Linked DNA regions of Homo sapiens: region 1 is linked to region 2. A link is an interaction called in ENCODE POLR2A ChIA-PET data of the cell type or tissue named here. Cell type or tissue: MCF 10A. All regions are shown on one strand.

Evidence for each region. ChIA-PET counts read pairs that join two places held together with the same protein. Peaks named below come from ENCODE experiments on the same cell type or tissue, not always from the same donor. Only the 100,000 strongest peaks of a DNase experiment are listed, where the experiment ranks them.
Region 1: POLR2A ChIA-PET joins it to region 2 with 5 read pairs; 8 of 35 experiments call an interaction of 5 or more read pairs at or near these places.

The regions. Positions count from the first base shown.
Region 1 is chr2:74,237,000-74,241,999 of GRCh38, forward strand. It overlaps SLC4A5 (solute carrier family 4 member 5), which reads right to left. Exons shown (of 31, transcript NM_133478.3): 20 at 4,995-5,000; 21 at 2,336-2,536. Among named protein-coding and RNA genes, the nearest start is that of MTHFD2, 41 kb to the left of the region's middle. In MCF 10A, no CTCF peak of the experiment used is centred here; a DNase peak (open chromatin) is centred at 2,032.
Region 2 is chr2:74,186,551-74,191,550 of GRCh38, forward strand. No RefSeq gene overlaps it. Among named protein-coding and RNA genes, the nearest start is that of MTHFD2, 9.6 kb to the right of the region's middle. RefSeq lists enhancers at 1,139-1,812, 1,813-2,485. In MCF 10A, no CTCF peak of the experiment used is centred here; a DNase peak (open chromatin) is centred at 1,881.

The DNA of each region.
Region 1 (5,000 bases), 50 kb after region 2:
AGAGTCTCTCTCTGTCGCCCAGGCTGGAGTGCAGTGGCGCAATCTTTGCTCACGGCAAGCTCTGCCTCCCGGGTTCATGCCATTCTCCTGCCTCAGCCTCCCAAGTAGCTGGGACTACAGGCGCCCACCACAACGCCCGGCCAATTTTTTGTATTTTTAGTAGAGACGGGGATTCACCATGTTAGCCAGGATGGTCTCGATCTCCTGCCTTCGTGATCCGCCTGCCTGGGCCTCCCAAAGTGCTGGGATTACAGGCGTGAGCCACTGTGCCTGGCCCAACTGAGCAATTTTTAAGTAATGTGACGGAAAAAATGTTGTTGGCACAAGAATTTCATGCCACATGAATTACTTTTCATCCTGTAGGCAACAGATAGATACTCTCAGATACAGTGACTGCTTGAGAATTTTTACATAAGAGGAGATTGAGGGATGTGCTCTGGACTGGAAGTGGGCAGGAAGGAAGAGAACTTGTCTTGATGGTGCATTTGTGTTGTAAGCAAACTATTTTTTTACTCAGTTTATATACTGTGAAGCTTCCTAAAGCACCTTTTATTTAGTCTTTAGAAAATCTGGGAAAAATTCAACTATTTATTTCAAAGATTTTATCATTATGATTAGTAGCAGTAGCAGCTGTAATACTTAGTTAAGATGGCTTTAGGAGACTGCTAATGGAGTTTACGGTGGGAAAGAGTTGCTTAAATTCTTCCGAGTACCCCCCACCCCACGGCACAGTTACTGCTTATGTATGCAAGTGCTGTTTTCATAAATCTTTTATTCCAGCCACAAACAGGTAGAAAATAAAATTTAAAACAGCAGTTAGGGCTGGGTGCGGTGGCTCACACCTGTAATCCCAGCACTTTGGGAGGCTGAGGTGGGGGGATCACCTGAGGTAAGGAGTTCAAGACCAGCCTGGCCAGCATGGTGAAACCCCGTCTCAACTAAAATTACAAAAATTAGCCGGGTGTGGTGGCAGGCGCCTGTAGTCCCAGCTATTTGGGAGGCTGAGGCAGGAGAATCACTTGAACCCGGGAGGCGGAGGTTGCAGTGAGCCGAGATCATGCCATTTCACTCCCACCTGGGTGACAGAGTGAGACTCTGTCTCAAAAATAATAATAATAATAAAATAATAATAACATAGCAGTTAGCATTTACGACGGTATAAAAAAATCAAGTACCTAGGAATAACTCTAACAAAAAATGTTCAAGACTTAAAGATCAAAATGTATAAAACATTATGGAGAGAAAGAAGACCAAAATAAATGAAGTATACTGTATTCATAAATCAGAAAAACTCAAAATTTGAAAGACGTTAATTCTTCCCAAACAGAGGCAAAGATAATCCCATCAAAATTCCAACAAGTTTTCATTTTGGTGAAATTTAAGATGATTCTAAAATTCATGTGGAAATGCAAAGGGCCAAGAAAATATTATATAAAAAGGACAAAAGGGGAGAGCTTGGGAGACAAAGATATAAAGACTTATAAGCTACAGAAATGAAGACTGTGATACTGATATATAAATAAACTAGTGAAACAGAATAAAGAACCCAGAAACAGACCCTGTCATATAGGAATATTTGATATATGGCAAAGGAAGTATTGCAAAGCAATGGAGAAAGAATAGTCTTTAAAAAATACTGGAACAATTGACTATATAAAATCACAAAGAAACACTGTCTCACAGTACACATCAGAATCAATTCTGATGGATTGTAGATCTAACATGAAAGGAAAAACAATGAAGCTTTTAGAAGGTAACATACAAGAATATCTGCTGTCCAATATTTGCCTTGAGGAAAGTTTGATATATTCAATTACAATAAAACTAAGAATTTCTGTTAATCAAAAGATGCCATTAAGGATGTAAAAAGAAAAAAACAGTCACAGAGTGGGAGAAGATTTTGCAACACATATAATCACAAAAACATTTCTACCCAGAATATATAACAAACTCTTGCAAATCAGAAAGGCAGACAACCCAAAATGTGCAAGAGATTTCAACAGACACTTCCAAAAAGAAAGGCAATTGGGCATGTGGCCAATAAACACAGGAATAGCTGTATTTTCAACTTCATTAGTCATCAGGGAAATGAAAAATTTAAAAAACACAATGAGATACTACTATAGACAAAGACTAAAGATAAAAGCCTGACAATACCAAGTGTTGTCAAGGGGACCAGCCAACAAGGGAACACAGTTCTCTCTGACTTAACTTGAAAAACCCCAGTGGGCCAGTGCTCGCATGGAGTCCATCCTGTCGGTGGACCAGAACCCTCTCTGGGGGACTCAGCAGCTGTCTGACTGCAGGTCCCCTCCTAACTGCAGGGTGAGCTTACCTTGGTAGGAAAATAGCGGCTGAATTTGAACTTCTTCAGGGTCAGGGTCATGGAGTATGTCCCAAAGAAAAGGATGAAGGACATGAGCGCCAGGTCTGGGATAAACTTGCAGGAATTCCCAAGCAGGCGCCCGCCGTAGCTCAGACACTCCTTCTTGCTCAGCAGGGACCAGTCCAACGCTGTGAGGTTAAGGAGGTTGTACTTGGAGACCAAGCACAGGAGAGAATGGGTCAGCATCTTCCTGATGAGTCAGCTGTGTCCTTCCCACTGCAGTCCCCAGGCAGCCAGCATACCTTCCCACCCTCTGAGGGACCCCAGCCCCCCAGAGTGATGTTCCTGGGGACGGGCTGGTTCAAGGAATGACAAGCTCCCTAGGAAGATTAGGAGCTCACATGTGTTTCTTCATTGTGTTCTAGGATGCACTGCTGTGCTAGCAAGTAGGAAAAGTGCAGAGGCAGGATGCCTGGCTCCCATCAACCAACCACAGGTCCTGTGGACGCCTCCTTCCTGGAGTGTCTCATCTTTATTCTCTCCCCTCCATCCCCTCTGTCACACCCTTTCATATATGGGGGATCACCTCCCTTGTCAGTCCCCTCTTGGGTCATTTCAGCCATTCCCCACCTTGGTGTCTCAGATGCCTAAAATCCAAGGCATACACAACAGTGAATTTTTATATATAAATTTATTTATATATACATATATAAATTTATATATATATATATATAAATGTGTACTGTGAGACACACTCTGATGTGTACTGTGAGACAGTGTTCCAAGCCCCACCCTCACCCCATCTTAGCTGGCCTAGCCCACCCACTAGCCTCTGCACAGGTTTTGTGCTTTTCCTCTCTTGCCCTTCTGTCTATGCTGTTCCTTCAGTCTGGAATGTGCTTTTCTCTGCTGAGCCAACTTTTTCCCAACCTTGAAGACCAGATCGCATTCTACTTCCTCTTTGAGGCTTTTCTTGGCCTCTCCAGCAGCCTCCTTTCCTGCCTTCAAGATTGATGTACACATTTGGCCTATATTTAATGCATGGTACATTCTGCTTATGCTGTCCCATAACTTTTCAGGTTCTTCTCTACAAATATATTAAAAACAAATTTGAGGACAGGTTCTGTGTTGGTTTCTTAGATGTCTTTTTTAGCCTTCAGTGCACATGGCCCCTTGCATATAATAGGGATTCAGAAATAGGCACTGACTGATTCTGTTCTTTCTCTCTCAAAATTTGATACTTGGCCAGCCTGGGCAACATAGTGAGACCTTGTCTCTACAAAAAACTTAAAAATTAGCCAGGCACAGTGGCTGATGCCTGTAGTCCCAGCTACTCGAGAGGCTGAGGCAGGAAGATCACTTGAGCTCAGGAATTTGAGGCTGCAGTGATGATACGATCACACCACTACATTCCAGCCTGGGTAACAGAGCAAGACCCCATCTCAAAAAAAAAAAAACCCTAATCTTTGAAAAATATTAAGTTAAATTGCCAACTAGGATGTGTGTAGGCAGAGCAGTCAATTGCCTAGGCAGGAATAACTTAAGAAGCAACCTTGGAGACAGTAAAAGCTCACAAATGTCCCCCAAGTCCTACCAGGTGCTACCTTCATCTGGAATTGAACTTCTATCATTAAGCCACTTAGGCTGGGATGCTGGCTCCTGAAGACCACTGTCATTACTGGGAAAGGCAGACCATACCTTAGGCCCCAGAGACTAAGGTGTGCAAAGGACACATTAGATTCATTGAGGAAGAAACACTAATAAACTCTCTGGGGCTGGAGAGTGGCACTGCTAGAAATTGGGGGTCCTAGGCAGAAAGAGAAGGAAGAAGGCAGAAAAATGAATGGCAGGCTTTGCTTACAGCTTTGTGAGGCTCTATTTACCATCCCTCATCTCTACTTCCCCTTCCTTTGTGTGCGTGTCATATTATTATTATTATTATTATTATTATTATTATTGAGACAGGGTCTCGCTCTGTCACCGAGGCTGGAGTGCAGTGGTGCGATCTTGGCTCACCACAACCTCTGCCTCCTGGGTTCAAACAATTCTTGTGCCTCAGCCTCTTGAGTAGCTGGGATTACAGGTGTGTACCACTACACCCAGCTCGTATCATATTATTAATACACATGAGGGGGCCAGGCGCGGTGGCTCACGCCTGTAATCCCAGCACTTTGGGAGGCCGAGGCCGGCAGATCACTTGAAGTCAGGAGTTCAAAACCAGCTTGGCCAACATGGTGAAACCCCGTCTCTACTAAAAATACAAAAAATTAGCTGGGCGTGATGGTGCGTGCCTGTAATCCCAGCTACTCAGGAGGCTGTGGCAGGAGAATTGCTTGAACCTGGGAGATGGAGGTTGCGGTGAGCCAAGATCACGCCACTGCTCTCCAGCCTGGGCAACACAGTGAGACCCTGTCTCAAAAAAAAAAAAAAAACGCACAAAAAAACATGGATTTAACAGAATGAGGCATGTTTTTAAGTGGGATGTTTACAGTATATACCTAAGAAAAAAGTGTTCATTTACAAAGCTCTGCAGGTGACCCTGACGTGCAGCTGGAGTTGACCTCTGCAAGTCTGGGAGGCCATAAGTTGGTCTCATTTCCAAAATCTTTTCTCCCTCCTCCTACAAACAAAAGCACTCAAATGTCTAACATAAGAGGAAAGGACTTACCAGAGA
Region 2 (5,000 bases):
CTTTTGAGTGAGATATGATGACAAAATTTTGGCTCATATTGTTGACAAAAATTTGCCTAATATTGTTTTCAACTGTGGAGAGACCCCAATCACCCTGAAGTTTTTTATTTTTTTGAGACAGAGTCTTGCTCTTGTCGCCCAGGCTGGAGTGTAAAGGCGCGATCTCGGCTCACTGCAACCTCTGCCTCCTGGATTCAAGCAATTCTCCCACCTCAGCCTCCTGAGTAGCTGGGATTACAGGCATGCACCACCACGCCCGGCTAAAGTAGAAATGGGGTTTAGTAGGAATGGGGTTTCACTATGTTGGCCAGGCCGGTCTTGAACTTCTGACCTCAGGCGATCTGCCCACTCGGCCTCCCAAAGTGCTGGGATTATAGGCATGAGCCACCGCGTCTGGCCCACTCTGAAGTTTTAAAATGCCTCTACTCTTTTTTTTTTTCTTCTTGAGACGAAGTCTTGCTCTGTTGCCTAGGCTGGAATGCAATGGCGCGATCTTGGCTCACTGTAACTGCGGCCTCCCAGGTTCAAGCAATTCTCCTGCCTCAGCCTCCCACGTAGCTGAGACTACAGGTATGTGCCACCATCCCTGGCTAATATTTGTATTTTTTAGTGGAGACAGGGTTTCACCACACTGGCCAGGCTTGTCTTGAACTCCTGACCTCAGGTGATCCACCTGCCTCGGCCTCCCAAAGTGCTGGGATTTTAGGCGAGAACCACTGTGCTCAGCCAAAATGCCTCTACTTTTATATTTTTATTATTTTCCTTTGTTGTCTTAACTCTAACTCACTAGTTGTGTAACTAATGTAAGTTATTTAACCTCTTTGTGCCTCAGTTTCCTCATCTGCAAAATAGGAATAAGAGTAGGACCAATGTGAAGATTAAATATGCATGTAAAATGCTCAGAACGGTAAGTGGTATATGTTGGTTATTATTATTATTTTGTTAATGTACTTTTTCCCTGCTTCCCCTCATACTGGCTATTATTATTAGTCAGAAGCTAAGGTTTGTGTTGTTGACTTCTTTCCTTCTCTCTTAAAGTTCAAAAATGATTATTTCTCTTGTATCTTAAGAAAGAAAGAAAATGGATTTGAAAATTAGATTGGCCACTTACTATCTGTGTGAGGTTACTTACCTCTTTGTGCCTCAATTTCCTCTTCTGTAGAATGAGAATAATAGTAGTATACTGCTTTATAGGGTCATTGCGAGGATTAAGTGAGTTACTAAGCATAAAGCAGTTGGTACAGTGACTAGCACATAGTAAGGGCTAACTGTTAGTTACGTTGTTCTCTGCAGCAAATCATTTCTCCCAATATTGTTACTAACTTTAAAATGCTGAATGTGGAGCATCGATAGTGGCAGGAGGCAGACAAATGCCTAGGCAGACAGGGGCAGGTCCCTGGTGAAACCCAACCTTCAAACCAAAGACAGTTTTAAAGCCTGAAAGTCAAGCTACGAGTCCTGGGTAAATCCATGGACTGGATTGAGAGCCTCTCTTCCTGTTTGGTATGCTTTCCTCTGATTGATTCCCACCCTTCACCTATTTTACATATACTTACCTTCCCTAATTGGTTTTTTACACTGTCATGCCCACCTTTGAGTGGTGCCTTTGTTTTAGCCTTTTTGCATACTCACAAACCTATCAGCACACACTCCCCGTTCTGAGCCCATAAAAGCCCTGCAACCAGCCATACTGGGAGGGAGACCATCTGACTTTGGGTGGGGGATCACCCTGTCATCTCCTCTCCACTAAGAGCTGTTCTGTCACTCAATAAAATTCTTCTCCACCCTCCTCACACTTCCACTGTCAGCATAACCTCATTCTTCCTGGATGCAGGACAAGAACTCAGGGATTGCCAAATGTGGATACGAGCTGCAACACAGGCGGGTTGGGGCATGCCCAGCATAGCTGTGGGATGAGCGCGGATCCTGCAGCCAGCACAGGATCTGGGCCAGTGTGCAAGCCAGGTGTGGCCCAGCTGGCCAAGTGGACGGGGCAACTCCTGTGGCAGGCCTGGGGCCAACAGGCCCAGGTGGGGATGACACTGGCCATGGAGGTCCCTGGCTGGCAAAGTGACCAAGAAAAATCCTGCATCACTGTCATCTCAGCACTTTGAGAGGCCAAGGTGGGAGGATCACTTGAGCCCAGGAGGTCGAGGCTGCAGTGAGCCATGTTGGGACCACTACATTCTAGCTTGGGTAACAGAACAAGACCCTATCTCAAAAAAAAAAAAAAAAAAGTTCAATTTAATAAAATCAGGACTAATAACTGTGTAGAACTTTTTTCATGATAATTATGGCTACAATTCACTTGTAATTAATTGTAAGGAGATGATAAGCAAAAACATGATGAATCGGCATCTAAGTACTGAAGGAAGTCAGACAATCATCTCCAAAACAACTTCTGGTGCTACTGTCAGAATAATTTATTTTTAAGCACATTGGTGAACATCATCTCTATTTCATAAAACAATCATACAAAATTTTTATTTTTATTTTTTTTTTTTTTGAGACAGGGTCTCGCTCTGTCACCCAGGCTGGACTGCAGTGGTGTGATCATGGCTCGCTGCAGCCTCAACCTTCCACACTCGAGCCATCTTCCCACCTTGGCCAAGTAGCTAGGATTATAGGCACACACCACCACGCCTGGCTAATTTTTGTATTTTTTGAAGGTCCCACTGTGTTGCCCAGGCTGGTCTTGAACTCTTGGGCTCAAGCAATCCTCTTGCCTTGACCTCCCAAAGTGCTAGGATTACAGGCATAAGCCACCACACCCAGCCCAAAATTTTCATAGATGGCAAAAATTTAATAAGAGTTGTTTGGTTTTTAAAAATTAACGAATAAGTTAAATTTATTCTGTCACCTCCTTAATTTCACAGAGTGAAATTAAATTCACTCTGTCACCCAGGCTGGAGTACAGTGGCATGATCTTGGCTCACTGCCTCCTCCACCTCCCGAGCTCAGGTGATCCTCCCACCTCGGCCTCCTGAGTAGCTGGGACTACAGGTGCACACCACCACACTCAGCATGTATTTCTATTTTTAGTAGAGACAGGCTTTTACCATGTTGCCCAGGCTGGTCTCGAACTCCTGGGCTCAAGTGATCCGCTGGCCTCAGCCTCCCAAAGTGCTAGGATTACAGGTGTGAGCCATTGGGCCCAGCCAAGAGTTGTTTTAGCAGGCAAAAAAGAAGAAAAAGGAGGAAGAAAACAAAGAAGATGGAAAAGAAGGAAAAGGACGGGGAGGGAAGGGAAGGAGAGGGGAAAGGAGAAGGGGAGGGAGAGGAAAAGAAAAAGGTTTGTTAGAGTGTAACCTTCAGTACGAATCATTTCCTTAAGTCTTCTGTGACCTTGTCAGGGGTTCCTTCTCCTGCATTCTGGCCAATGTGTTCTGCCAAATGCCCTGTCTTCAACCAGAACTAACAACAGTACTAGTTAGGTTTTGTGGATGAACATGGATTTTGGATGAAGACAGGCTTATATTTAATCCTGGCACTGCCATTACTAGCTGGTGACCATGGGCAAATTACTTTCACTTTGTGAATCTGTCTCTTCTTTTTTAATATAGAGATAATATGATACAGTATTGACCTCACAGGAAGGTTAGCATTATGAATAAATGTAGGGGAAGAATCTAGCACAGTGCCTGATGCATGATTAATGGTCCATAAACGTAGTGCCCTTATTCCTCACCCTTTGACTCCCTATCCCTTTTTCTATCCTGTTAAATAAGTAAGATTTCCTTACTTTTCCTTGAAATTAGAAGAAAATCTCTTTGCATCTACTTAGGTGCCACATTGACTCCTCCCAAATCCAGAGGTGCCCCTTAAACTGAAAGCACCCCTAGTTCAAGGCAACAAACAAGAGTTGAAGAGGCACCTAAGCCCAAATTCTCAGGTCGGAGTTCTCCAAACACGGGATCCTTAAGCAGCTGCCTTTCATCCCCCTTGGTTCATGAAGATGTACAGAGGGGCCCTGTCACTGGCAGCATAATTGCTTGAACCCAGGAAGTGGAGGTTGCTGTGAGCCGAGATCGTGCCACTGCACTCCAGCCTGGGTGACAGAATGAGACCTCAATCTCTGTCTAAAAAAAAAAAAAGCCTGGGCGTGGTGGCTCACTCCTGTAATCCCAGCACTTTGGATGCTGAGGTGAGCAGATCACGAGGTCAGGAGTTCGAGACCAGCCTGACCAACATGGTGAAACCCCGTCTCTACTAAAAATATAAAAATTAGCTGGGCGTGGTGGCGTGCGCCTGTAATCCCAGCTACTCAGGAGGCTGAGGCAGGAGAATCACTTGAACCTGGCAGGCGGAGGATGCAGTGAGCTGAGATTGCGCCACTGCACTGTAGCCTGAGTGACAGAGCAATACTCCATCTCAAAAAAAAAAGATATGTTTGGTCATTAATGTGCTGTCTGCTTGCACACTAAAGATGAATGAGATGAATCATGAGATATAAATTGCCCTGGTTAAATAAGCCTACATCCACTATTGTTGAAGATAGACAGGTGCACAAACAACATCAAGATGTTCTTAGAGTTGCAATAGGAGTATTCCTACATGCTACAATAGCCCAGAGGAAAATGCAATTCATTCTGTCTGTTTTGTGTTGCAGCAAAAAGTTTATTTTGCCTATGTGCGGTCCTGATTCCTGGTTATGTGTCTATGAAGCATTCAGACTCACTTAAAGTGGAGGACTAGGGGCCAGGTTTTTAAGTCAGGCAGGGTAGGGGTACAGGGAGCAGAGAAAGGAGTGTAATCAAACACCATGCAGAAGTGCAGGGTATGCTTAGAGTATAGAGGGCAGAGCAAAGAAAGACGAGGCAGAAAGACTAGCTGGGGTGGGATATAGACAGGCTTGAGCACCTCCACCTCACAGAATTTGGACTAAAATTGGGGCAAAAAATATTTTTGTTAAACAAAAGAGATTTTATTTTATTTTTATCATTATTTTGAAACAGGTTCTTGCTCTGTCACCCAGGGTGGAGTGCAGTAGCACAAGGTGC